Linked DNA regions of Mus musculus: regions 1 and 2 are each linked to region 3. A link is a loop called in an ENCODE intact Hi-C map of the cell type or tissue named here. Cell type or tissue: gastrocnemius. All regions are shown on one strand. Each heading gives the region's core, and the rest is flanking DNA. Links, peaks and the distances in the headings are about the cores only. Region 1 overlaps Gfra1 (glial cell line derived neurotrophic factor family receptor alpha 1). Region 2 holds the start of Gm46650. Region 3 holds the start of Gfra1 (glial cell line derived neurotrophic factor family receptor alpha 1).

Evidence for each region. Hi-C counts contacts between places; a loop is a spot of excess contacts. Peaks named below come from ENCODE experiments on the same cell type or tissue, not always from the same donor. Only the 100,000 strongest peaks of a DNase experiment are listed, where the experiment ranks them.
Region 1: it touches region 3 in a loop (2.4-fold over the local background); 13 of 42 quality-filtered maps call a loop at or near these places.
Region 2: it touches region 3 in a loop (3-fold over the local background); 2 of 42 quality-filtered maps call a loop at or near these places.

Annotation. Positions count from the first base shown.
Region 1 is chr19:58,309,148-58,317,147 of GRCm38, reverse strand. All of the region lies in intron 5 of Gfra1 (glial cell line derived neurotrophic factor family receptor alpha 1), which reads left to right. Among named protein-coding and RNA genes, the nearest start is that of Gm10007, 17 kb to the right of the region's middle. In gastrocnemius, for the core only: a CTCF peak has its summit at 3,178 (motif pointing left); DNase peaks (open chromatin) are centred at 447, 6,058, 6,332 and 7,111; H3K4me3 peaks cover 824 bases; H3K27ac peaks cover 788 bases.
Region 2 is chr19:58,291,805-58,299,804 of GRCm38, reverse strand. All of the region lies in intron 6 of Gfra1 (glial cell line derived neurotrophic factor family receptor alpha 1), which reads left to right. It overlaps Gm46650, which reads left to right and starts at 5,227. Exons shown (of 2, transcript XM_017318325.2): 1 at 5,227-6,431; 2 at 6,486-8,000. The coding sequence starts at 6,953. Gm10007 (predicted gene 10007) reads right to left here and starts at 3,601. Exons shown (of 3, transcript NR_040449.1): 1 at 3,327-3,601; 2 at 2,759-2,832. In gastrocnemius, for the core only: a CTCF peak has its summit at 3,702; DNase peaks (open chromatin) are centred at 866 and 3,640; H3K4me3 peaks cover 408 bases.
Region 3 is chr19:58,451,213-58,461,131 of GRCm38, reverse strand. It overlaps Gfra1 (glial cell line derived neurotrophic factor family receptor alpha 1), which reads left to right and starts at 5,734. Exons shown (of 11, transcript NM_010279.3): 1 at 5,734-5,934; 2 at 6,538-6,823; 3 at 7,675-7,968; 4 at 9,080-9,163. The coding sequence starts at 6,784. Gm41876 (a long non-coding RNA gene) reads right to left here and starts at 4,983. Exons shown (of 3, transcript XR_877966.1): 1 at 4,921-4,983; 2 at 2,605-2,771; 3 at 1,540-1,944. In gastrocnemius, for the core only: a CTCF peak has its summit at 5,325; DNase peaks (open chromatin) are centred at 6,143, 6,461, 7,429, 8,018 and 3 more places; H3K4me3 peaks cover 3,457 bases; H3K27ac peaks cover 3,227 bases.

The DNA of each region.
Region 1 (8,000 bases), core at 1-8,000, 140 kb after region 3:
GGAACCATCCTGACCTCGACTCTCACATTAGCTTCAGCCCAGAGTTAAATGGAACCATTCATGTGGACATCGCTCACAAAAACCAGCTGCTGTGCTACCTTTTCTCTGTTAGAAAAAGCTCACTTGGACGCTTGGAGGGATTTTCAGTAGAGCACATGCTTTTTTTTTTTTTTTTTGGCTTCAGCTGTAGTTTTTTTTTTTTTTTTTTTTTTTTTTTTAAACTCAAAAAATATCCTAATGGACAAAGGAGTTCTGGGTGTTGACATAGTTCTCAATGAACCCTTGATTTTTAATTTATATAATTTCCATGTCATCGGGAATATAAAAGTTAACATTCTGGTGTTGAGAAACTATGGGAAGCTCCATTGTAGAAGCAGCAGAAGCTGTGGCACCCATCTGCCTCAACAGGCGAACAGCATTTCATGGACAGGTGCCAGGCGAGGGGAGGGGAATAGGAGGGGGAGAACTTCCCTTCCTGGAAGTGGCTTGGTGCCCAGCACCACGAGGCTAGAATTGCATTTACTCTGAAAATCCCCCTGGGAGAAGGAGCTGAACCTTAAAGTGATCAAGATGTACTGGAGGTCCTGACTGAGGAATTCTTCAAATAAAAACACCTGGCTTTGAACAGTCTTTGAGCTAACCGGTATGGTCTTTCAAATAGGGATCTAACAAGGATCAGAGGGTACAGGTGTGAATGTATTCATTTGCAATTTAGAGCCAGAGAGTGGAAGGGGATCAGGAAGAGCAGGAAGACTTCTCATCAGCCCATTAAATAAAACTCAGTGTTCACCGAGCCACGCTTATCACACACAATCCTGCCCATTCTGCTGTGTTCTGCTTCTACAGCTCGGAGGAGGGGTGGGTTTCCGAAAACATGGGAGAGAGGGTTGTCCTGCTAATGTGCTTCACCTTAAGCCACCTTGAAGGTATGCACACTGTAGTCATCTGGTCTACCACAACTGAACTGTGGATAAAGATGACTGTCACCTGCACACTGCAGTCATCTGGTCTACCTTGACTGGAGACATGGATAAAGACTGTCACCTGCACACTGCAGTCTACCTTGACTGGAGACATGGATAAAGACTGTCACCTGCACACTGCAGTCATCTGGTCTATCTTGACTGAACTGTGGATAAAGACGACTGTCACCTGCACACTGCAGTCATCTGGTCTACCACGACTGAACTGTGGATAAAGACTGTCACCTGCACACTGCAGTCATCTGGTCTACCACGACTGAACTGTAGATAAAGACAACTGTCACCTGCACACTGCAGTCATCTGGTCTACCTTGACTGGAGACATGGATAAAGACTGTCAATTGGATCTTCCTGGGGAGATCGATGAAGGGCTGATGCATCAGAAAGCACCTGATAGGGTCCACAATCTGAAAGTGTGTCCAGAGCACACAGAAAGCCAGGTTTGCTATGGAGATAAGTGACTGTGGAGGCGGAAGACCATAGGAAAGGCTGATGCCATGGAAGGTCTTCCAGCTCCCAGATGTGCCTGTCAGAGTCATGGGAGCTGTGTAAAATATAAGATCTTAGAGCGTAGCCAGATTTGATAACTCCTGGAAAGAATGGTTGGACACTAAAATCTGTTTATACAAAAGAGAAAGTGTATTATTTACTGCAAATAGGAGGACACCATAAAGCCCGTGACTAAACAAAATCTCACTCATCTAGCTAGACAGGAAGGAAACCCCTTGACTACAGGGAAACACTGTCTTAAAAGACCGACTTTGCAACTAGGGAGGTGGCACACAAGCATGAGGACCAAAGTTGAGATCTTAAAACACACATGAAAGATGGGGGGCCTGCCCACCCACTGTGATTGCACTTCGAGGGGACTGGAGTCAGGGGATTCAGCTTACTGGCTAGACTAGCATAACCAGTGAGCTCTAGGTTCAGCTGGAGACCCTGCCTCAAGGTGTGGAGGGTGATGAGAAAGACACTTGAGGTCAACCTCAGGCTGTCACAGCACCAGCACACACATCCATGTAAGTCTACACACATGCGAACACACAGGAAGTCCCAGTTGTGCCAGCTCACAAGCTCTCCTTTGCACTCCGCCCCCCCCCCCAGTGTATATTAAACAAAAGATAGACATAGAATTCAGAATCAATCCACCTATCTGACTCACTAAGGGCCATTCCTTCTCCGCCAGCATCTTCTGGAATGTAGCCACACTATTGCAAATGTTTTCCCCACCAACTGGCTCCTTCTGTCCTGACCACAGTTCCTGGCTATACTGGCCTTTTGTGAACACAGAGCCCTTTAAATACAAAGCATTGCCATTATTATTCATGCGGCTCCTGTTTATCTTCCCAAAAGAAACAATTGAGCTGTAGCAAATGAGTGATCGTTCCAGGGCTGTGGCTAAGGGAAAAGCCACTGCAGGTGGAGCGGCTTAATGGGGTATTAATTGGAACGCAGGTGAAGGCAAATAGGTAGCACAGCAGGTATGTAAATAGGCTAGTGGGAGGAAAGGCATTGAATTTTATGCTCTTTAACTAAAAATAAAGGCTTGATATTTAGCTTATCTTTGCTGAAATCCACACTGTGAGGCCCTGACAACCACGACATCACCATCGATTCATTATCTCAGCATCCGCTCAGCTACTTAACAGGATCTTCAGTCTTTGCCTTGGCTTTAAAATGCAGACTTTGTCTTCTCTGTGTGTCTATCAGAGGCCAGGATAATTGTTGAGAGTTTTTGAGTACAAGCAACCTTTGGGTCGCTTGCCCATCTTCTGGTTGTATCCAATTTCCCATAACATTGTGACTGGATAAAGAGCTCACAGAACATACATTCAAACAAGTATACCCATCCAGGTAGCCACCTTAGAAACAACGTATCCCAGGCAGAATACCATTTTGAGACACATCATCAGGCAATGGTTCTCAAAAGCAATTTATCAGTCACCCACAGGAACTGAAAAGCTCTAACATAGACACTTCTCTTCCTCTCTTCTCCTAAGCATTTTGTTCAACATTACCACCTAGCTAAATGACATTGCTATTTAAGCCTCATCCCTGGGGCTGCTGGGACTGCAGAAATAGCTCAGCAGTCAAGAACACTGGGTTACTCTTCAGAGGACCCACGTTCAATTCCCAGCACCCAGATGGAGCTCACAACCCTTTATAACTTTTGTTCCATGGAATCTGGTGCCCTCTGCTGGCCCCTGTAGGTACTGCATGCAGGTGGTGCACAGAAAAAAAAAACCACTCAAATAATTAAAATATATTTTTTAAACCGTTCCTGATGCAGAGACTCAGGATTGCTCAGAGATTTTATGAAAAGCACCTCTCAGACTACTAGGAGAGAGCTTCCAAAGTCTCCAGAGAGCTGGTAGCATTCTTGAGGTAACATTTCAACCTTCCCAGGGTACATCACATTAGACATTCTTTTGTATAGTTTTAATTAAAAATCACATCATTTTCTGTCTTTCTTTGCCTCCTTCTAATCCTTCCTGTATAGCCTGCCTTGCCTGCTCTTGAAATCATGGCCTATTTTTCTTAATACTTAGAAACACTTACCCCAGGACCTTCTGGTAGAAAACCATTCTGAGACCACCTCATTGGGTAATTGTTCTCAGAAGTTATTTATCAGTTACCCACAGGAACAAAAAACATAAAGGATCCATCCCTTCCTTTCTCCTGATGAGCATTGTCTACATTACAACAACCTACTTTGTTCAACACTCACTACTAAATGACACTTGGCTTTTAAGCCTCCTTTCTGGGTCTGTGTGTGTGTGTTGGGTGTGTGTGTGTCTCTGTGTGTGTGTCTGTGTCTGTGCTTATATGTTAGGTATGTGTGTGTGTTTCTGTGTGTATCTGTGTGTATATATGTGTATGTTGGGCATGTGTGTGTATATGTGTATGTTGGGCATGTGTGTGTCTGTGTCTGTATGTTGGGTAAGTATTTGTGTGTGTGTGTGTGTGTGTGTGTGTGTGTGTGTGTGTCTGAGTGGGTGCATTTTTGTGTCTGTGTATATGTTGGGTGTGGGTTTCTGTGTCTGTGTGTATTTGGGTGTGTGTCCCTGTCTGTGTCTGTGTGTGTCTGTGCATATGAACGTGCTTATCTGCCCAGTCCACTTAGTATTCCTTGTGTGCATATGCTTTTAGGGCTGCCCATTGGTATTGAATAACCAGGTAGGGGCTCATCTCTAAGGCAGAGTTTTTCTCCCACTCTGAGCATTCCTTAGTTGCCTGTAGTTCTGTGTCAATGGGTGTTGCCCATTAATATTTCTTTCTTCCATGTCTGTTGGCATTGTACTTCAGGTCTTATTTATGCAACCATTATTATTGTGGTATCATGGGTGTGGCTTCCTTGTCATTCCTTGGGGACGCAGCCTGATCCTTTGGCTCTTACAATCTTTCTGTCTTCTTTCCCATGATGTTCCTTTTGTTTTAGGTGCAGGAGGTTTTGTTGTAAATGTGTCAGCTGGGGCTGGGCACCACGTGATTACTCTCACTTCATTTTAGTTGATTGTGGTTTTCTGTAATAGTCTCCATCTGTTACAAAAAGAAGTTTCTTTGATGGGTAGTGAGAGAAACATCTATCTGTGGGTATAAAGATAAATATACAGATGCAGTTTGAAATTATGTTGGTTTAATAAAGTGCCAGTAGTAGGTTCTTTTCTAAGGCCCAGCACTCCAGGGTAGTTGGATGGGCTTCCAGGACTGGGAGTGATTTCCCTGCTGTTAAATGGATCGTAAGTCCAGTTAGAGAGCTGTTGGTTACTGCAGAGGTATGGGTGCCACTACTGTACCCTGAGGGTTATCAAGCAATTCTGATCATTGTTGTGGTCCATCGGCATCACAACCACCTTAAAAACGTAGGCACGTTATCCTACGGACAGCTTTTTATTCACAGTAACCTGGAAAGTTATCTTTTTAAGCCATTTTCTATTCTTCTAATTGGTCTTCTTGGTGGCAGTATGGCGCTGGGGGAAAGCGAGGGAAGACTCGATTAGTTTGCTGGCCCATATCTGCTGCCTTCCCCGAGGAGACGCAGCACCTGTTTTGAAGATGTATTTTGTCTTTTACCATTGAAATTACTAAATACCAGTGGAGCTTGCATAGGCTAAATATTAGTGGATTTACTTTTCATACGCCATAAAATGAATTAGGTTTATTTTATCATGCAGATCCTTCCGATAGTTGAAGTACTCATTAATTTTACTGCTAATGAGATGTTAGCAATTAAATACCTTTAATTAATGAAAATCAGGGAAAAGCAAGGGCTCTTCTCTGTGCCTTCATAAAAACAGGGGGAAATAGTTATGGGCCTTGCTTTTATATGATGTTTGCGGAAAGACCACAAGTCTGAGCTACTTTTCTGGTCCAGAGAAGCCATTAAGAGATTTTGCTTTGGGAAAATGAGAAGAGCAGGCACATTTGGATGGCATAAGAGCGTCTGAGGTTGGAGAAGAGAGGCCCATAACTGAAAACCAGCCCTACATGTAATAGCAAATTTCATGGTTGAAGATGCAGCAGGATTGAATGCAATTAATAGTTCTGTAGCCATGGCTGAGTTCTGGGGTAGGCCCTGAGCACATAATTAGATTATTAAAAATGGCCTGTCTTAGGCCCGCTATTTCTAAATTGAAATCCAATTATGCTTTTATGATTTTTTGCTGAAAAATGTTTAGCTGTTTTGCTTGAGTCTGCCTCGAAGACCGTTTCCTCTCTGCCTCAGCGTTTGCACACGTCACAAGACATTTGCAAACAAATCTGACCTCAATTATCTTGGAATCAATCTTTTGTTGGATAGAATATATTTTAATGAGTGTTTTTATGTCAAATATTGTAATCATGCCTCCTAACTTGAGGAATTTAGGGATGGTGATAGGAATAAAAAAAATCTTTTAATGATAGGCATGTGCATGTTTTGTTTTTGTTTTTTTGTTTCTTTTTTAAAGAAGACTAACCATGGCATCTTAGCACTCAGAGAGGCATTATGCCCAGATATGTGCTGGAGTGGGTTACAAGACAGACTTGGTGCCATTTGCAGTTGTTGGCAGCAGAGCTGTAATAAAGCAGTTGTTTGCAGAGAGATGGCCTCCAAAATCTCGCGCACTCCTGCAGTGTGGATTTAAATGCTAAGTTAAATATTTATGAACCCAGGATTTTTATAATTGATCATTCCATGATTTATACACTGTAATTATAATTAGGTTGAAAGAGATTTTAAAAAGCCAGTTCCCTGGTAGCTGGGGCCATTAAATAATGCTAAGCTGCCAAAATAAAAATTAGGTGGGAACCCAGCCACAGAGTTCTAAGTGCCTGTCCCCATGTCTGACACACAAGGAGGTACCAGGCCTTCCCAGGGAGGTCCCCTGCAGTGTGGACTCCTGCTTCACCTGGGATCGGTTGCCATGCCTTTGTTTCAAACCTAGTTGAACATAAACAAATAGAAAATTTCAAGGAGCTGGCATATAACAAAAGAAAAAGGTGGTGGGGAGGTTGGAAAGGTTAATTAAAAATGTAATGATCCCATTTGCTGAGACAGCACTCTTAATCACGGTAGCAGCGAGCCCGGGACTGGCACACCACTTACAAGAGCCATCTAATTTTTTAAGGTATGGACATAGCTGGGGAGATGTAGGATGAAAGCAGGTGACTGCATGCACGTCAGGAAATGGCAGTCTAAACGATAGAAACTGCCTTTGACTCGTGGTTAACCCTGGAAACTGTCTACACCCGGTAGAAGAATTATTTACAAATCCATAAGTGTTCAGAATGCTTTCCCTGGTCACAGCCCCAGAGAGCTTAGATTCGGCATCAGGCTTCGAGTAGTTGTGTAGAATGTAAAAAAGGGGGCCCAGCAGGAAATGCACACCGGGTAATACAATAGGTCTGAAACGCGTGTAGATAGGAAGAAATAGGCTCCAAACAGCCTGCACATGGATCTTAAATGTAATTCTTTGCACCTCAGCTGGAAAAGGCCAAACCCATGAAGGATCAATTACAAGGGTCACAACCCATGTGATCAGATTTTGCCACCTGATCCTCTCAGATATCAGATGACAGTCAATGTGAGCTTCCAGAAAGGCTTGCCTACCCCTGGGAAGAGCTTGGCGCCTGGTGCTCGTTTTTCATTTGCTGGGCTAATACATTAGAGGGAGAGGAGTAGTGGTTGTGTTAACATGGCAATTAATCAAGTCAGAAAGAAAGAAGGAACCAGCAGGGGCTCTGTTCTGCCAGCCCAAAAGAAGGGCGCGGAAAGATAGCCGGAAGTTGGCAAGCCTTGGTAAACAGCACTTTCTCAACGTGTCTCGTTAACCTTCTGTGTGCTCTGTCATATTTCATGCAATCCATGCAGATTTTAATGCACTTACTGCTTGGTTCCTCCTCACAATCAGCAGAAATAGATCGCTCGCTGTCATCGTGGCTTCATCGTGAGTAACACCAGTGGACTAGCAGGTGCTGGTGTTGACCAATAATGGTGGCAGTTTTCTGAGTGTAATGCCGACTGGTGGCAGTGGTGGCCTCTTTGATTTGGGACAGTGAGGGGATTATTATTTGGGAAAAGGCAGTTTCTTGCTTCAGAGATGTTTGAATTCGAATACTTCTCTCATCCCACTGGGCATCCCTGATATAACTCGTCTCCCCAGGTGGGACAGACCTCTATGTTTGACCTGCTGCAGGTCAGGGTTGATTTTGGGTCCATGCACTTCCTGAATCAACAGAGAGGCCAGTGCCTTTGAGAGAATAGAACCTCTCTCTGCCTGTGGATTCATTCTGCCCTTGGTCATCGTTCTTAATATTTAAAGTTATTCTAAAGAGCAAAGTCTATTGTTCAGCAAAGCAGAGGGTATTGAGGATCGCAGGGACTTCATTATCATGTCTTGAAAATGGGAAAGCAAGGTGCATGAGGGTGAAACTGACTGATACATTGATGTACAGATGATTGGACCACATTGAAAACCAAAATCTACCCAAGCCTGATAGCCCATGCCTATAATCAAGACACTTAGGCAGTTAGCT
Region 2 (8,000 bases), core at 1-8,000, 160 kb after region 3:
ATTTATTGGTTTCTTTTAAACCTTTGAAGGAGTCCATGAACACATTGTCTGTGGAAAGAGGAGGAGGTTGGGGAGAACGGGGGCTTACACTAGCCCCTTTCCATCCCAGCCCTCCAGCCACACTGTTGACAGTTGGATGTCCCTCCTCCCAGAACTTAGAGCTGAATTCAGTCACTGTTAGAAACGAGGAGGTGCCAGCAAGCAGAGATTAGCTCTGCACACCGACGCTTGGTTCTTTGAGAAGAGCAGGCTGAGCCCTGAACTGTGGACAGTCAGGTCATCACATCTATACCACAAGCACTTTGCCCTCAGGGTTGGGCACAGGGGACTTCAATGCCTTTGTTAAGCTGACTTCATAGGTGTGTGGTAGGTGGACAGATGGGTGAAACTGTGACCAGGTACCTAGTTGTTTTATAATAATATATTATCCGTTTCTAAAGACCAGGGATGAAGAGGAGAACACAAAGCCTGATGTCCTAGCTCACATTAGCCATGAATTTTATTCGGGTGCATGGGACCCCATTGTTTCTTTAAAGAAATAGTGACCAAAGGAAAAATGAAAGTCTTTGTATGCATGACTGTCCTATGCTGAGGATACGCCTTCTCCCTCGCCTCTATCTTACATCCATTCTTTATGTCTGTGTATATGTGGGGTGTGGGAGAATTTGGGGTGCACATAAACACGCTCATGCATGTGCACTGAGGCCATAGCCCAGCCTCCAATATTGTAGGGTGCACATAAATGCTCTCGTGTGTGTGCACTGAGGCCAAAGGCCTCCGATATTGTTTCTCACCACTGTCCACTTTGTCTCTTGAGACAGGGTTTTTCACTTTACACGGAGCTCACAGATTCAGTGGGGCTGGCTGGCCGCCAAAGCCCTGGGACCTGTCTCTGCCTCTTGTGTTCTGGGATTTCAGGTGCACTTCACCAGGCTTGTCTTTTTCTCGTGGGTTCCGAGGCTCACACTCAAAGCCTCTGGGTAGAGATTTTCTGAGGATAATGGCCACACACCTGCGTGTGGCCATTTGTTTGCTTTGTTGAAAGAAGGGATCTGTTGTTCTGGGAGGAACGTGAATGAAGCTTGACAAGGGACAGTCTCTGTGCAGAGAGGAGTTGCTCTGTTTCCCAGCCACTGGTCCCCAGAGTCATCTTGGGAGAGAAGGATGCGATACAATGTCCTGAGATGGGGTAAGCCACAGGAAACCAGGTAACTCTCCCCCCTGGGGTGGGGGGAGGGTGAAGCAGACACAGCTGAAGGCAGGATAGGGTAGCAATGGAAGTGTGGCATTGCATGAAGGTTGGGAAGGCTCAGAAATTCTGAAGAACCCTGTTCCCATTGAGCATAACGGATTACTCCTGTGTGTGAACAGGACTTGATTTCTAGCATCTTCTTTGGCTTAAAACCAGGCACTTTCTCCCTAAGACATCAACCTACTCAGAACTGGGTCTGAAGACGGAAGCCTGGATTCTGAGTAGGAAGGGATGCCAACAGGTCCCAAGGGGATCAGCATCTCCATTGAGTAGAGTAGTGGCTGGCCAAGGGAGTGAACCCCTCTCTTCAAAGGTTTATATTGTACATGGCTTCCAGGGAAAGTCTGTGACACACTCACACACCCTAGAAGTCTACCATGAGTAGTGAGCTTATATTCATCCCCCTTCAACTCCCACGCACACACTGCCATGTGCTGCTAAAGACAGAATTCCTGCACGGTTGTAAATTTGTTATACAGCAAGGGCTCCTGCTCAGCTAGGGATGAGAACTGGGAATTGAAGACTTGAAGGTCTCTGGGGAAGCAGCAGGAGGAACCTGTAGATAATCAAATGGATAGGCTGCTGTCTTGAGGCTCAGACTTCCTCCACACAAGATCAAGTTCAAGAAACTGAGAGACACTCCCTTAGCAGACATAGACTTAGCTGATAGGGCAGAAATGGAAGTGGACTTAAGGCAAGATAGTCCTTGCCTAACCTCAAGTGTCCCAACCCTATCAAGGCCAGAGTGGTGGGGACAGAAGCCACGCATAGTGGGGTCCACACACAGTGGGGTGGGAGCCCTGTAAATTCGCTGACATCTGGAGGTGGCATTCGTACTGCAGTCTCTGCTGCCCTGCGTAGAGCTCAGAGACTTTGAGAGTCAGAGCTAGGCTTATCAGGGAGCCTAGCAAGGGAAATTTATCTCAATGTGATTGATGGATTTTTGTACCCTGCCTTGAATCTTTCCTGGGAAGGTGACTCAGGGGCTTCCCTGGTATTACCCCTTGTTAGGTTAGTTAGCCCATAATGTCTTTCCAGAGCCTGGGCTTATTATTTGTGATTATCCCCTCCATTTCCAATGTGGCAAATGTAATTTGAGCCACTGAGTTAGCTAGTGGTGTTTGCTTTCAGTGGGTTTTTATTAATCTTGTCTTTAATTTTATGCCTTTTATTTCATTTCTTCTCAACCCATCTTGAGGAAGCCGTCATAATACCTACCCGGGGCAGCAGTTGGTAATGGCTAGAACCTGGGGTTCTGTGGGCTCCCTGCTACAATTAATCACCCCTCCAGCCCCTCCAACACCAACCCTGGCTCTGCTGTGGTGACTGAAGGGGACCCTGTGAACACCCACAGCAGGAAGGGTGACGGGAGAAGACGCCACATGTTTCATATTACCCCCTCTGCATGCTTAGACTTTCCAGAGAGCCCTTCCTGGCTTAACATCCTTGCCTATCAAAGAGCTGCCCAAGCTGATTAAAACTACCCTGCAAGTAATGTTTGCCTACCGTGGCCTTGAGGTTTCCATCCGGAGGGTCCCACGGTACCTCTGTGTGAACCCCGCCTCTCTTCTGCCTTGTGCCTTCAAATAGATAGGAAGCAGAGTGACTTGAGGTTTGCGGTTTGCCTCTGCTTTTGTTTTCCTTTCCTTCCTTTCTTCTTCAGTGAAGCTGACAGGCTCTTTCCCTCTTGGGGTGGCTGGGAAGGAGTGAGCTTGACTGTTCAGGCCTCTAAGCTTCTCTGCAGCAAAGCATGCACTCAGGTGTTATCAGATGGCTGTGATAAAACCTGAAAGCTCTGTGCTCCTCCCCTGGAGCACCTCAGTTCCCTGGAGCAGAAGAGCTCACATGCCAGCTTCCCTCTCCTTGCTTGCCTCACTGTCTGGAAGGCTGACAGTACCTAGTGTGGCCTCAAGGAAGCATGTCCTTCATTCCTGATGCAAATTACATTATATACATTATTAAAATTTATACTCTGCCCACCTCCTCCCTTCCCCCCAACACTCCAGCGTTCAGAGTAAGCTCTGCTCTCCAGTTCTGACTCAGGGTAGCAGAGATTTGCTTCGACTGCTCTTACCTCTCTAATTAGTCACTCGGGTGCTTGGCTATTCTCATTGCCAAGAGAACCTCCTCTTGAGCGTGCTGCTGCAGCTTGCGTTGAAGAATCACAGAGATGGTTTCATCCTCATTCTTCGTCCAGTGCCAACCAAAGAGGGAGCCAGGGGCTGCAGAGCAGGCCACCTGTCTTGTGGCTCTCGGGGCTCTGCTGTCCTTGCTGAGTGGCTAGGGCTGCGGTGATCATTCTGTGCGTGCGGCAGAAAGACTACAACATTGGATGTCTGTGTAGTCACTAAGGCGTTGTGCCTCAGAGGGCTGGGTCTTGGGGAGCCTCCTCCAGGGCCAGCTGTCCACCTTGGAATGTGTCCCAGGTTCCCTTTTGCTTGGCAGCATGGCCCTCTACAGGGAGAGTAAGTGTCTTCTCTGAATTCAGTAATGCTGGTCTGCTGGACATGGTTATCTGCTTCCTTCTCGACTGTTCTGGTAGCGTTGAATACGGAAAGGATAAGGAGGCTGGGTACGTGGAGCCTGCCTTTAATCTCAGCACTCGGAAGGGAGAGGCAGACAGGTCTCCATGAGTTCGAGGCCAGCCTGATCTGTATAGTAAGTTTCAGGCAAGCCAGGGATACACAGTAAGACCGTCTCAAGAGAGATCATCTGGGGTTACAGAGATGGCTTAGCTGTTAAGAGTACTTGTTGCCCTTACAGAAGACCCAAGTTCAATTCTGAGTACCCACAGGGGGCTCACAACCAGCCATAACTACAGATCCATGTGATGTGACCCCCCCCCTTTCAGATCTCCTTGGATATGCATGTAATACATATATTGTAATACATTGCAGGCCAAACACTCATACACATAAGAATAAAATAAAATAAGTGAATAAATATACAAGTATTCTTTAAAGGAAGGAGTCAGGGGCTTGGAGACCTCTCTCTGAAACTCTCATGGATTCCTGGAAGCATACCTCTTCTTCCTCCTGCAGGTACCCAGCTGTAGGTCTGCACATCTTCAAAGTAGTAGCTTGATGAGGTCACCAAGTGGCTCTTCTTCCCCCATGGGCTCAAGATCCTATAATTAGATCTTAGAAACAAGCGGAGTTGGTAACAGAACCAAGAAGGCACCTGTCCCTTGGAACAGCTCCACAAGAACATTGCACACAATTTCTGAGCTGCCCCCATCAATGCTTCATTTGCCACACTCAGGGTGATTCTCCTACATATAAAGGATGGGTAACATTGTTAATTTCCCAGTTGGGAAAACATGCCACAAAGCGATCAAGCACATTTCTGCCCTAGTGACTTGTTTAGTCCAGCAGTGGTTGAGCATCTATAGTAAAAGGTAGGAGACAAGGGGCTGGAGAAATGGCTGAGCTTAAGAGCAATGTCTGCTCTTCCAGAGGTCCTGAGTTCAATTCCTATCGACCATATGGTGGCTCCCAGCAGCTATAATGAAATCTGGTATCTTCTTCTGGCCTATAGGCATCCATGCAGATAAAACACTATCTATCTATCTATCTATCTATCTATCTATCTATCTGTCTATCTATCTATCTAGCTTCAATTTATCTGTATATATATAAACAAATAAACAAAACTTTTAAAAAGCAAGAGATGTTTACCTGGAATGAGACCTTTTAGCACAGTGTGGTAGTTTGAATAGGTATGGCCCCCTTAGACTCCCGTTTGAATGCTTAGCCCATAGGAAGTGGTACTATTAGGAGGAGTTGGAAGAAGTATGTCACTTAGGGGCTGACTTCGAGGTCTCCTACCCTCAAGCTCTACTCAGTGTGGAACTCCTATCTCCTAGCTGCATGCTGCCATGCTTCCCACCATGATGATAAGGGACTAAACCTCTGATACTGTGAGCCAGCTCCAATGAAATGTTTGACTTTATAAGAGCTGCTGTGGTCACGGTGTCTTCACAGAAATGGAAACCCTAACTAAGATGCACAGTAAACCTCAGGTTCTAGACATCAAGACTCTGTCTACTTCCTGAGTGTAAGCTCCTGTGTTAACCACCGAACGCAGCATCATTAGACCCGGACTTGTCTTGACATGTGGTTAAGCTCGAGACAAAATGGCTGAGAGGATAATTAATGCCTAAAACTAGATTAATTTGGTAGATTGATTTGCCACTTCATTTTATTTTACACTGATTCATTCACAAATGGAAACCAGCAATTAGACAATGCAAGCTTTTGAACCATGGGAAGAAAGGTTCGGGAATACGAGAGAACACAAGTGAAGCATTTTCCAGTCCATTTGAATGGCTTTCATTTCACATGAGTACACGAGTGTCTTTAGCGGTGCGTTCAAAGTACCAAACGTCGGGTTTTAACACGCCCCACCTGGGAGAGCTGTCTCTCCTGCTTGTTCTTGTCTGTGTGACACAGACCTTGAAAACAGGGACAGGATCTCCCTCAACACCCACTACCCCTTGCCGTTGACTCTCAGGTGAGCTGAGCATGGGTTCTTCTGGGCGTCCACCTCAGGGATGTAGGAACCAGATACAATCTGCTGCTCAGCCTTCCTGTATCTCTGTCCTTTGGCAGAAGTCAGGGTAAAGGTTTTGTTTCTCCCAGAATCAATAGCTTTGGGGGGGGGGGACTGGATGAGTTTCCTCTGCTTTCTTCTCTCCATCTACTGCTCCACACACTTTCCAAGCTCAGCGTCTCTGCTGCCTCTGATTGGGCTTTCCACCAGCTCAGTATGTCCACACCCTTCCAAAGTCACTTTCTCCACTTAGCCTGGAGACAGGAAGAGTCAGAGACTCCTTTTATTATCTTTGCATACAGTGTCGATATCTGGATCTGGAGGGAACCTTGGCACCAGAGCTGTCTTTCCCATTGGTGAGCAGGAAAGCAAATGAAACAAAAATATGGATGAGCAAAGCCCAGGAAGCCAGAGAGGGGCTTCTGGGTAATTACACATGAGCAAATGTTCAGGTCATGGGTAGCTAAGAAATAGAGAACCTGAAGCAGGTGGTGAAGTTGGAGACAAAGGACTCAAGGCAAGACCCCAGGGCTCCCAGCACTGTGCTGAGCGCCAGGTTTTATCCTTCAAAGACCTAGAGAGAGATTCAGTATGAGGCCAGGTGGGCAGGGTCTGGAGAGGTGGCCAGGTGGGCAGGGTCTGGAGAGGAGGCCAGGTGGGCAGGGTCTGGAGAGGAGGCCAGGTGGGCAGGGTCTGGAGAGGAGGCCAGGTGGGCAGGGTCTGGAGAGGAGGCCAGGTGGGTTGGGTCTGGAGAGGACTCAAGGCCAATTAGGGACTTCTTGGGTTAGATGAGAGATTAAAGGGCCCAAAAGAAAAGCATTTGGAAAATGTTATAATTGCCAGCCAAGGTAATTAATGAGTGTTTGCTAAATGAGTAAATGAATACATAAGGTGAGAGTAGATGTCAGAGACAAGGTTAGCAAAACGGGCCTTACAGAGGCCGCTGTTGACTCGTGTGACAGGATTTGTCCTCCTGGATGGGAGTAGGAAAAGAAATAGTCTACTACTAAAACTGGGAATCCTCAAGTTTATGATGAAGGTCTCTGTGAAGAGGCCTTATGTATGAAATTAGAGCACTGAGAGAAGCTGGGATGGGTGGAGCAATCAAGAATGAAAAGTAGTAGAGAGTGATGTCATTTGTTCAGGTAGATGGTGATGCCAGCTATTCAGGTAGACAGTGATGTCATTCAGAAGGTGACATCAGTTATTCAAATAAAGAGTGATGTCAGTTATTCAGATAGTGATGTCAGCTATTCAGACAGTGATGTTAGTTATTCAGATAGTGATGTCAGTTGTTTAGACAGTGATAGTGATGTCAGTTATTCAGATAGTGATGTCAGTTATTCAGATAGTGATGTCAGCTATTCAGATAGTGATGTCAGCTATTCAGATAGTGATGTCAGCTATTCAGATAGTGATGTCAGCTATTCAGATAGTGATGTCAGTTATTCAGATAGTGATGTCAGTTATTCAGATGGTGATGTCAGCTATTCAGATAGTGATGTCAGCTATTCAGACAGTGATGTCAGTTATTCAGACAGTGATGTCAGCTATTCAGACAGTGATGTCAGCTATTCAGATAGTGATGTCAGTTATTCAGACAGTGATGTCAGCTATTCAGATAGTGATGTCAGTTATTCAGATAGTGATGTCAGCTATTCAGATAGTGATGTCAGCTATTCAGATAGTGATGTCAGCTATTCAGACAGTGATGTTAGTTATTCAGATAGTGATGTCAGTTATTCAGATAGTGATGTCAGTTATTCAGTGATATCAGTTGTTCAGATAGTGATGTCAGTTATTCAGATAGTGATGTCAGTTATTCAGATAGTGATGTCAGCTATTCAGATAGTGATGTCAGCTATTCAGATAGTGATGTCAGCTATTCAGACAGTGATGTCAGCTATTCAGATAGTGATGTCAGCTATTCAGATAGTGATGTCAGCTATTCAGACAGTGATGTCAGCTATTCAGATAGTGATGTCAGTTATTCAGATAGTGATGTCAGCTATTCAGATAGTGATGTCAGCTATTCAGACAGTGATGTTAGTTATTCAGATAGTGATGTCAGTTGTTCAGACAGTGATAGTGATGTCAGCTATTCAGATAGTGATGTCAGTTATTCAGATAGTGATGTCAGCTATTCAGATAGTGATGTCAGCTATTCAGATAGTGATGTCAGTTATTCAGATAGTGA
Region 3 (9,919 bases), core at 1,920-9,919:
AACACGCGCCGTCTTTGTTCTCAGAGTATCGGTTCTGGGGGAGTTTGAAATGTCTTCCAAATGATGTCACGATGGTTACTTTAAAACAGACCCCCAGCCCTTTGTTCTGGGAGCACCCTTGGCCTCATGGGCTCTGGAAAAAGCATAGTCCTTAACTGTAAGCTAATTGCATTAGTGAGCTCCTAGCAGGGGCTTCCAGAGGCCTACATTGTGGTCAGTCGTGCATTACCATGGCAGTTCCTATAAGTCCCCTGGGTAAGAGGCAGGACAAAGGCAGAAACGCCTCACAGAGCTTTCATTGTTGCACAAAGCCTGCAAGCTGCTCATCTCCCAGTCTCCGGTCGAGTTTGTCCCAAAGCATCACGGGTGGGAAAGGCCTCATCTGACCACTTCAGACCTAATGACATGGAGAGAAATGAAAACTTCGTACGGCTTTCAAGAGGCTGCTAAATGGCTTCCGAAGAAACGACTCGATGTTTTTCGGTCTTGTTTTCCTTCCTTGTCCTAGCACTCATCAGGATCAGCATCTGTGTTTGCTGCCTCCAGAGACAGAGGCGGGCTAATTAGTGGACAAAGCTGGGGATTAGGCTTCCCTGTTGCCCTTCTGAAGAAATATTCCCTTCGGAGCAGGATTTGGGGGATGAGGGAGGCAGTCCTGAGAAGGTGTCTCTTGCCAGCAGGCATTCCCACCCTGGCTGGATAAAGAGGGCTGAAACTCACAGGGCTTTTAATCCAGCACCTCTGGCATTCATGAGCAAGAGCCCTGCAAGTCCTCAGAAGATGGTGTGTACTCCGCCATATACTGGAGCAATAAGGCGTGACAGGCACTTTGTTTCATCAGGACTGCGCACCTTATGCATTTTGTGGCAGAAGGCCAAAGCACAAATGACTTCAACTCTCAAGAATATTCTTCCATAAATGCATTAAAACCCTGGCCACTGACTTATGAGTACTAAGAAATGAAAATTACCTGAACAGAGAGGAGGAAGGAAGATATCTTAAGGCAGGTTCGAAGGGGTCAGGCACCCTCACGGCCTATAAGAAACTTCCATTTGCAAATAATGTTCAAAAGATACATCTTCGTCTATTCCTCCTGGAAAGGGCTCTGTGCTCTGAGAGCAACTGTCTCTTCCTGGACCACAAAAGGCCAAGGGTCAAAGTGCAGTTTAGGAGGTGAGAGTTTTGTCGGCGCGGCGAGCCTTCGCCAGCTTTCCGGTTTAGATGGTCAGCATTCATTTTTATCGGTTTCCCCAAAAGACGGCGAGAGGGCTTGCAATTGTGTTCATGGGGTTGTTTCTTTAAAAATAATTCTGAGCCAATTTGGCTTTTAAAATTTTGCCTCTGAAGACGAAGGCAGGCTCCAGGGTGGTTGTGATCTGGCCCTTTTCCCAGAGAGAGGTACATTTCTAGATGGTTTCAGAACATCAGGTGGGACTGTGTTACTCTGCTTCTGGCTTTATGCCTTAAAATATGACCTAAGGCAAGCTATCATTTCCCAGAAATGAAATATGTCATATTTTACTATTAAAGTGAGGCAGAAAAAGAGCATTCTATTATAATAATGGTTTTTGTTTAAAAAAATTTAAATGTCAAATCCCCAAAGGAATAATACATATCTGATACTATTATTGGAACTGTAATACCAGTAATCATACGAGGTACTTACATTTAGTATTGTTCATACAGTAAAGGGATTTTCATATAAATCTTTCTGTAAAATTATGGTGTCAGAGGAAAATGAGGACCAGCACTACGCATTATTCATGCAATCAATACGCATTCTTTGGGATTGAGTGTGTGTCAGTCATAAGTCTAAATGCTGGGGATGCAGACCTAAGTTCTAGAACATTCCCTTGCCTTCAACGAGCTCACAGTCCAGTCAAGGAGGCAGATAGAGTGCCTGAAACAACGGTCACCACAGATGTAGCAGAGCTTCTGATGGGGCTGTGGAAGGAACACACGGAATGGTTAGCTCATGCAAGGAGTCTTTGCTATGACTAAGTGATCTACTCAGCTAAGCTGGACCTCAAGGTATTAAGATGTAGGATTTCATGGGCAAATGGAAGAGAACAGTCAAGAAAAATCAGAGTAACATGGAAGGAACAGATAAATACATTCAGTGAGGGGTTTTATGTAGTTATTGAGGTAAGCCTGTCAACTGGCTAATGTCAAGTGATGATGTAGTTTGAATGACTTTTGAGCAGTACAACTTTAGGGAAAGAATATGCTTTACGTTATATTCCACGGGACAAAGGCAAAGAGAGTAAGACACAAAATGTCACATGAGATAAAACTGTCACTTTCATCGTGACTCATCTGTTAACTTATGGAAATACGCTCACATCAAGAGATACAAGAAGATTGCTCACTTCACATGCTCACGGGTGGATTGAACCTAATTTTGTAGCATTAAAACCAATTTTCCACTGAGGATTACACGAACCTTTATAATGATTAATATTTGATATTTCAATGTCACCTTTCGTCCTGAGACACATCCGTGCTCATGGGAAAGACAAGCTCTGAGGATGCAGAATTAATAGAACATGTCACACTTTCTATTTTCCATATTCCTAAGGCTTTCTGGCTGTGCATTTCTCTCACCTTTATGGTAGCAGACCGTGAGGCAATGGTTTTCCTTATGGGGTCCTGCCTTGAGAAGTCATAAGCTAGAGTATGAACTACATCTTTTTGTTTACAGCTCTTCTCACAGGATGAAATTTGACATGGCCGTTTCTCTTCTCCTTTGCTTTACTACCACTGATCACATCCTGTGTACAGAGCAGACGTTCAATGGGCTGTGTCATTGTAGAGTTCTTCTCCTTCCACGGAAGGAAAACAAAACACCACCATCACCATCAACATCATCACCATCACCACCATCATCATCACCACCTCCACCATCACCACACTCAACCACCAATCACCACCATCATCACCTCCCTCACATTCCATCACCTTCACCACCCCCAATGGCCCCACAATCCCCATTGTGCCATTGCTTAATAAAGCACTCACTGGATGCCTACAATGATCTGTTATTCTATATAGAAACTGTGCCTATTAATTTAACAGCAACATTAGAGGGTAGGGCTGTCCTCTTGATCTTTCTGTGATTATGGAAGAGTTTTGTAAGCCTTATCAGATATGGTAACCATGGTCATGTATAGTCATTGGTTGGTGCCACTGAGAACTAACCACACTTACCTGGTACTTAATTTTAATTAAATTCATGGCAGTGACACTGAGGCTGGTAGTTTTGGTGTTGGTCAACACAGTTGTAGCAAACAGTGGGCATTTATTATTATTGTCCTTATTATTAATTATTTTAAACAAAGATGGGGGCATGGCTCAAGACTTAAGACTATTTACTGCTCTTGTAGAAGACCTGAGTCTGGTTCCCAGCACCCATGTTGAGCCTGAAAACAACCTGTCACTTTCTAGCTCCAGGGGATTTGATGTTCTCTCTGACCTTCATGGACTGGGACACACACAAAAATAAAAATAAAATTAATAACCCCTCAAAACCAAACCAAACCCCAAAGGTCTAATTTCACCATATCTATATTTATTATATATTATGTAAATATTTATATATTTATCATATATTGAAGGCTAGAGTGAAGAAGGGGTATGTAATATTCTTGAAGCCATAACTATTTTCGAAAGAGTCCTTTATTCCACATTTAGAGAACTTTAGACCAGTCTTTCCTTTTCTGTTAAAAGTAGATTTTAACTAACTCCCTAGGATTAAGTAGAATAACCAAGTGTTTTCCCAACAAAAAAATATTTGGAATAGACTTAGCTAGTGTCTTAAATGAAACTTAACTATTCTTCAACCACCCAAAGTGGTCCCCAAAGAAAAGCACTGAATTGACAGAGAAAAATATTCCCACTCACTTATGAAATAGGACAACGGAGGGGGGTTTTATGTTTTCAGCATCAATGGGAGTCTTCAGCTAAGTCTTCTCATTAACATCCACTTCCTGGAGATTTTTGCCTTGGTGTGAAAATATGGAAATCTGCTTCTGTACGCAGAGACACTGATTGGAAGACTCAATTCCATCTCCCACAGTAGTTCCACCCTGTAGACTTCTGACTATCGCTAGAGAAAGAACTTAAGTAGCCCTTGGATCGAACCATCTGTCGCAAAAAAAATGTGACATATGCTTTCTTTGTTTACTCAACGACGGAGTGTAAACTGATACACTGAACTGGAAATCTGTGTAAGTCTGGTGTGATTGAATGTGACACCGGGGGAGGGGTTCCTGGCGAAGGCTTCAGACACTTCATACCTGCCCCTGAGGAACACGTGCAAGGCAAAGGAGGAGCTAGCACTGGCGGGATGTCCCCTGGGTTCAGGTTGCTCACAGAGGCACAGACTCTTTGAGGACTCCAAACAATGCTACAGCCGCCACAGCTGAAGGGCACGCCTGGCTGATGTGTACTTGAATGGAGGGCTACCCATCCCTCCTCCTCTTCTCCCGGCCCTTACGCCTTAAACTAAAGCCTTTGCCCTTTTCAATTAACACTCTGGATCAAAAAAAGAGCGTCTCTTTTTTTGTTCTCCTTGGCGGCCCATTGTCTGTGGTGATGGGTTTGCAGATTTGACAGCTGGGCTCATAGATTCGATTCAAACTCTGTTTTCCTGAGAGATGATGAACTTGGACATAGAAAAGATCTCTGACACAAGCCCCAAGCAGCGAGCTGGTCGGTCAAACACTACTACGGACATACTCTAGACAGATCTCTGGACCCCTAAAGGACAGCGGGTGTCACGGAGAGCGGGGTTCAGCAGCATCGCTGGAGCGATCCTTGAAGTTGGGGTGAAGGGCTGTGGATGTGTTCTGTTTATAAAATGTTTTTGAAAAAAAATTTACTCTTGAAACAGTAAAGATGGAAATCATCTTATAAAATTACCTAAAGCTGGGTCTGATCAGACTTCAGTGCAGTGGGCTGGGGTGGACTTTGCTTTGTCTCGCTGTCATACCAGGAGGAGAGAGGTGCATGAGCTCGCACAAGCATTTTATCAATGGGTGGGTGCATCCCGGATCGCCGCTCAGGGCTTAGGTCTGAGTGAGTCTGAATCTTGCCAAGTCTTGAGTCACAGCCGCGAATGACGTGGAGAAAAAAAAACAACTTTGTGTTCAAAAGGGTCTGGATGGGTTGCTGTGTTGCACTAAAGAAAGAGCCCTTGTGCACTGAAGGGGGTGGGGGTGCGCAGTCTCCGCGACGGCGGCGGCGTAGCGCTGCGGGTCCTGAGCCTGCTTGCCTGTTGGCCTTGGGTCCCACCGCCAGCCAGCCTGTAAGTCTGCTGTGGCGGACGGAGGAACTGCGCTTCACAGAAGAGCCGGCCCTGCGCTGCCCGGAGGCAGGAGCAGAAGCAGCCTGAGGGGCCTTTAGCCAAAACCAATCTGGGCATGCTATCCTCCCACCGCTTCCAATAACCGCTGACATCCCTACCGGGCATCGAGCCGGGGCGGGGAGGTCTGCTCGGAAATCGTCCTGGCCAACTCTGTCCTCCGAGCTGTAGCAGATTGTGGCATCGTTTTTTTACCTAGCACAGAGAAAGTGAGGCCGGAAAGAGAAAGAGGAGGCGGGGACACCCCAAAGAATAAATAAACAAACACTGGCTACTCGCTGCAGCTGGACACCGGTCAATTGGGTTCAGGTTCGTGGCATTTAGAGTTTTCTCATTCCACTTGAGAACCCATCGCCACCTCCCCTCCAGCCATCCCTTTCCATTTTGCTGGCGTCCTCCAACTTTGGGGCCAGGGGGGCGCTAGTGGTGCGGGGCTGCACCTGCTGGGGTGTGCAGATGCTGTGGACTAGCTCGCTCTCACGGGGCAGTGGTGTGGATGCACAGGAGTTCGGGCGCTAGGCAAGTGCGTGTGAAGCACTGAAGTCTAGGAAGGAGCCCAGGATGAGCGGCAGGTAGGAGTAGGGGCGGAGAAGCCAGGTTTCAGTACCAGGCGGGATGCGGGATGTCAGTTTCCTCTTGCCGGACTGCCTGGGAAGAGAGGCTCGTCCAGGGGAGGGGATGACGGTGACTGGGGTAGCGATCGGTGGCCGGGGACAGAAGAGCTAGAACGCTAGTGATCGAGCCAGCAAGTGAGTGGTCGGGCGAGAGCCAGGGAGGGCGGCCAACTTCCCGGAGCCGGAGCAGGGTCTTGGTCCAGCGGGGTTGGCTAAGAAGCCTTCGCCACCGAGGCTCCGACTCCGGGCAGCGCCAGCTAGCTTCCGGCGCTTGCTCTGAAAGTAATGGTTATTTATTTGCTTGCGTTCAGCCTCTTGGGTTGTGCGCGATATCCTCCAGCTTTGAACGTTGGGAGCCCTAGCGGACCTTACCAGCTCCAGAACCCGGGTTCCGGAGCTTCCTCGTGCCCGTAATAGATGAATTCGCACCTCCTGCTCTCGGACCCGAGTGGGGGTAGCGTTGAGAAGTCCCCCGAGGCGGGAGCGGGGGAGGGGAGAGGGGCGGGAGCTGGAGGCTTCAGCACTCTGGGCTCTCATTTCAAAGCGCGCTCTTCCTTCCAGGTTGGGTCGGAACTGAACCCCTAAAAGCGGGTCCGCCTCCCGCCCTCGCGCCCGCTCGGAGCTGAGTCCCTGGCGGCGGTGGGCGGCAGAGCAACGGGGAGTCTGCTCTCACCCTGGATGGAGCTTAACTTTGAGTGGCCAGAGGAGCGCAGTCGCCCGGGGATCTCTGCACGCTGAGCTCTCTCCGCGAGATCCGGTGGCGGCTTTGGATTTTGGGGGGGCGGGGACCAGCTGCGCGGCGGCACCATGTTCCTAGCCACTCTGTACTTCGTGCTGCCACTCCTGGGTAAGTCGAGACCGCTGCTGGCTTTCTCATCCAGAGTCTTTCATTGGGGGGTCCCTTGCGGCAGCCACTCCAGAATTGCGGGTGGGTGCCTTGAGTGTGGGTGGAAGAAGTTTCGCTAGGGGGTGAAGAGGTTCAAGAATCTCTGGGATTGGGAAGCAGTGCTGGCGCGTCTTTGAGCGGTTGATTTTATTTTGCCGTGTTTAAAGGGGGTGAGAAACAAAACAAAACAAAAACTAATAACCCAGCCTGGTGGAAAATTGAGGGGTCGTAGGCTTCCATCCCAGGGCGTTACTCCCCTTTGGAAGTCGGAGCTCCCTGAGACGCTCCGGCAGGTGGAGTGTGGTCAAATACCGCTGGGGTCGGAAGAGAGCAAACTTGGAATGGAAAACTTTTAAGGGAAAAACGTCTCTGCGCACCCGCGGGGCAGACTGTGGCACTCGTCTGCCTTTCGTTCAGAGCGCTAAGGGTGCCAAGCACCCAGCCTCGCTGTTCAGCTCAGTGCCCTTTTGCCCGCTGCTGGCCAGGAGACACTGCAGCCTCGGGTGCCTGGGGAGGCGGGGCAGCCAGCGGGTCAGGAGTGCTTGCTTCTGCTTTGGGACGCTGGGGCTGCGCGGGATCCCCGGCAAATCCCGCTAAGGCAGCCAGTGGAACCTTCCTTGTTGAGCCGGGGAGGGGCGTGATGGCAGTATTCCCGGGGTGAGAAAATTCCAGAAGAGGGGTGGACCAGCTTCCTACCTAATCTGCCCCTTCAGAATGATGGTGGAGGTCTATCATGCCCTGCCCTCCCGGGACCTGGAATCAGGGTACCCACTAGTCTGCTGCGTTCAAACGTTCTTCTGTTCACCCTGTAGATTTGCTGATGTCGGCCGAGGTGAGTGGTGGGGACCGCCTGGACTGTGTGAAAGCCAGTGATCAGTGCCTGAAGGAACAGAGCTGCAGCACCAAGTACCGCACACTGAGGCAGTGCGTGGCGGGCAAGGAAACCAACTTCAGCCTGACATCCGGCCTCGAGGCCAAGGATGAGTGCCGCAGCGCTATGGAGGCCTTGAAGCAGAAGTCTCTCTACAACTGCCGCTGCAAGCGGGGCATGAAGAAAGAGAAGAATTGTCTGCGTATCTACTGGAGCATGTACCAGAGCCTGCAGGGTATGCACTACTGCCCCCACCAGCGTGCCGGGCTTCCTCTCAGAAGGCCAGAGGCAACCTCAGTCCAGTCCGGTACTGGGGCTAAGCTGGCTGATCTCATCCTCTGCTCACTTCTCCCAGCTGCGGAATGAGGACCTTTCATTGGCCTCTAGGGACAGAGGCAGCTGGTGTTTTCTGCTGCAGCTGAGCAGTATTGTTGGAGCTGGTTGTTGGAAAATCCATGAGGGGGTGGGGGCACCCCTGGGACCCCACTGACCTTCCTGAAACCTAGTTAGAACATCAGAGTGGGGACTCCTTAGAACCCACCTTTCAGCCGCCCACCCGAGGCTTTCACTGCGTGTAGAGAGTAGTAGTCCCACTGGCGTGTCCTCTTTTCTTTTCTTATGACATGGGATGAAGAAGTATTACAGAGCCAGTGAACTCTGCTCTCTATTCATCCCCCCACCACACCAGTTCAAAGATACATGGGTGGAAAACCATTTGTCATTTTAGATTAGCTGGGTTTTGAACCAGCTGCTGAGGTTCAACCACAGTTATGCACATGAGTAGCAGTCACAACTGCCCATTCCAGTGGGATTTAAGGGGAGTCTGCAAGTGGACCTCCGAAGTGTCCCATACATTCATTCTTCACTGAGACTCACTAACATTTATAATACAGAAGCTTGGACTATCAGCTGCCGCTTCTAAAAAATCTTAGGAATAGCCAGAATTCTGCTTGCAGGCCACATGCTTTGGTTTGGGGAGCTAACAGAACTAGGGCCGCTCCTGGGTCACCTTTCTTCCATTGGTTCCTGGAGACAAGCAAAGTGTGTGACGTCACTGGCTGTTTCCTCTCAGATTTCAGTTCCTTTGCAAAGAGTGGGAGAGTTTTCTGGCAAGCTCGGGGTGCTTCTCCAATATTTTACAAGGTGCTCTGGGAAGAGCGAGGACGACAAAGGCAGAGGAATGAGAAGGAAATATATCCCTAAGCTCTCATGTGAAATCTTTGAGGATTTCAGCATCTCCTTGGTACACAGTTATAACACAATTAGGGGTTCCGGATGGGCAGTGAAACCCTGTTTGAAATATGCCTGTTTTCCAGAGCTGAGCCCAATCTTCCTGTCATTTCTAGGAAATGACCTACTGGAAGATTCCCCATATGAGCCGGTTAACAGCAGGCTGTCAGATATATTCCGGGCAGTCCCGTTCATATCAGGTAAGCTGATTTATACTTCCACTACGGTTCCTTTATCGGCCCGATTCTGCTGGCTTGCCCTTTGGCGAGCTTCCTCATACTGTACAGGTTGAGGGAGGTTTCTGGGAAATCGGAAGTGAGGTGTTGATAGTGAAGAAGTGGACCATGTAGCCATGGATGTCTGAGTGGAGAGTAGTTCTCAATGAAGTAATGTGCTGTGGTGGTTTGGAAGTGCCTGGAGGGAGGTGACTGCATTGACTTAAAAAAAAAAAAACAATGAAATATGATTGGCTAGCTCTAGGCAAAGGGAACAATGCTGTCTGTAGGTGGCAATCATATTCCTGTGGCTGAACCTTACACAGTGTCTCAGTGGAGTGGAATCTGCTGTCAGGATGCCACTGTCCTCAAGGAGCAGAGGAGATAACCTTAATCTGTAGAGGGATTGTGGGTAGACCAACTTGTCGTGGATTTAACAGCTGACATTGATTTGAAACGTAGCACCAGCTCACGTTTGTTCTTGCTCCGATTTGTCCCGAGCAAGTGTGAGCTCATTTGAGAGGAAACAGTCCTGAACCAGTGGCCCTGCGACATGGAGTCTTGCCCTCAGCTTGTTTGGGCTTTTCTTCCATTTCTGCATTCAGTTTGGAAATGAACAGAAGTTTTAAGCATTAAGTTATTTTCTCATAGCTTTTGCACTAGACAGCCCGCATGTAAGAGGCAAGGCGGTGATTTCTCTTAATGAAATACAGATTCCAGACTGATGCTGTCTTTACTTAT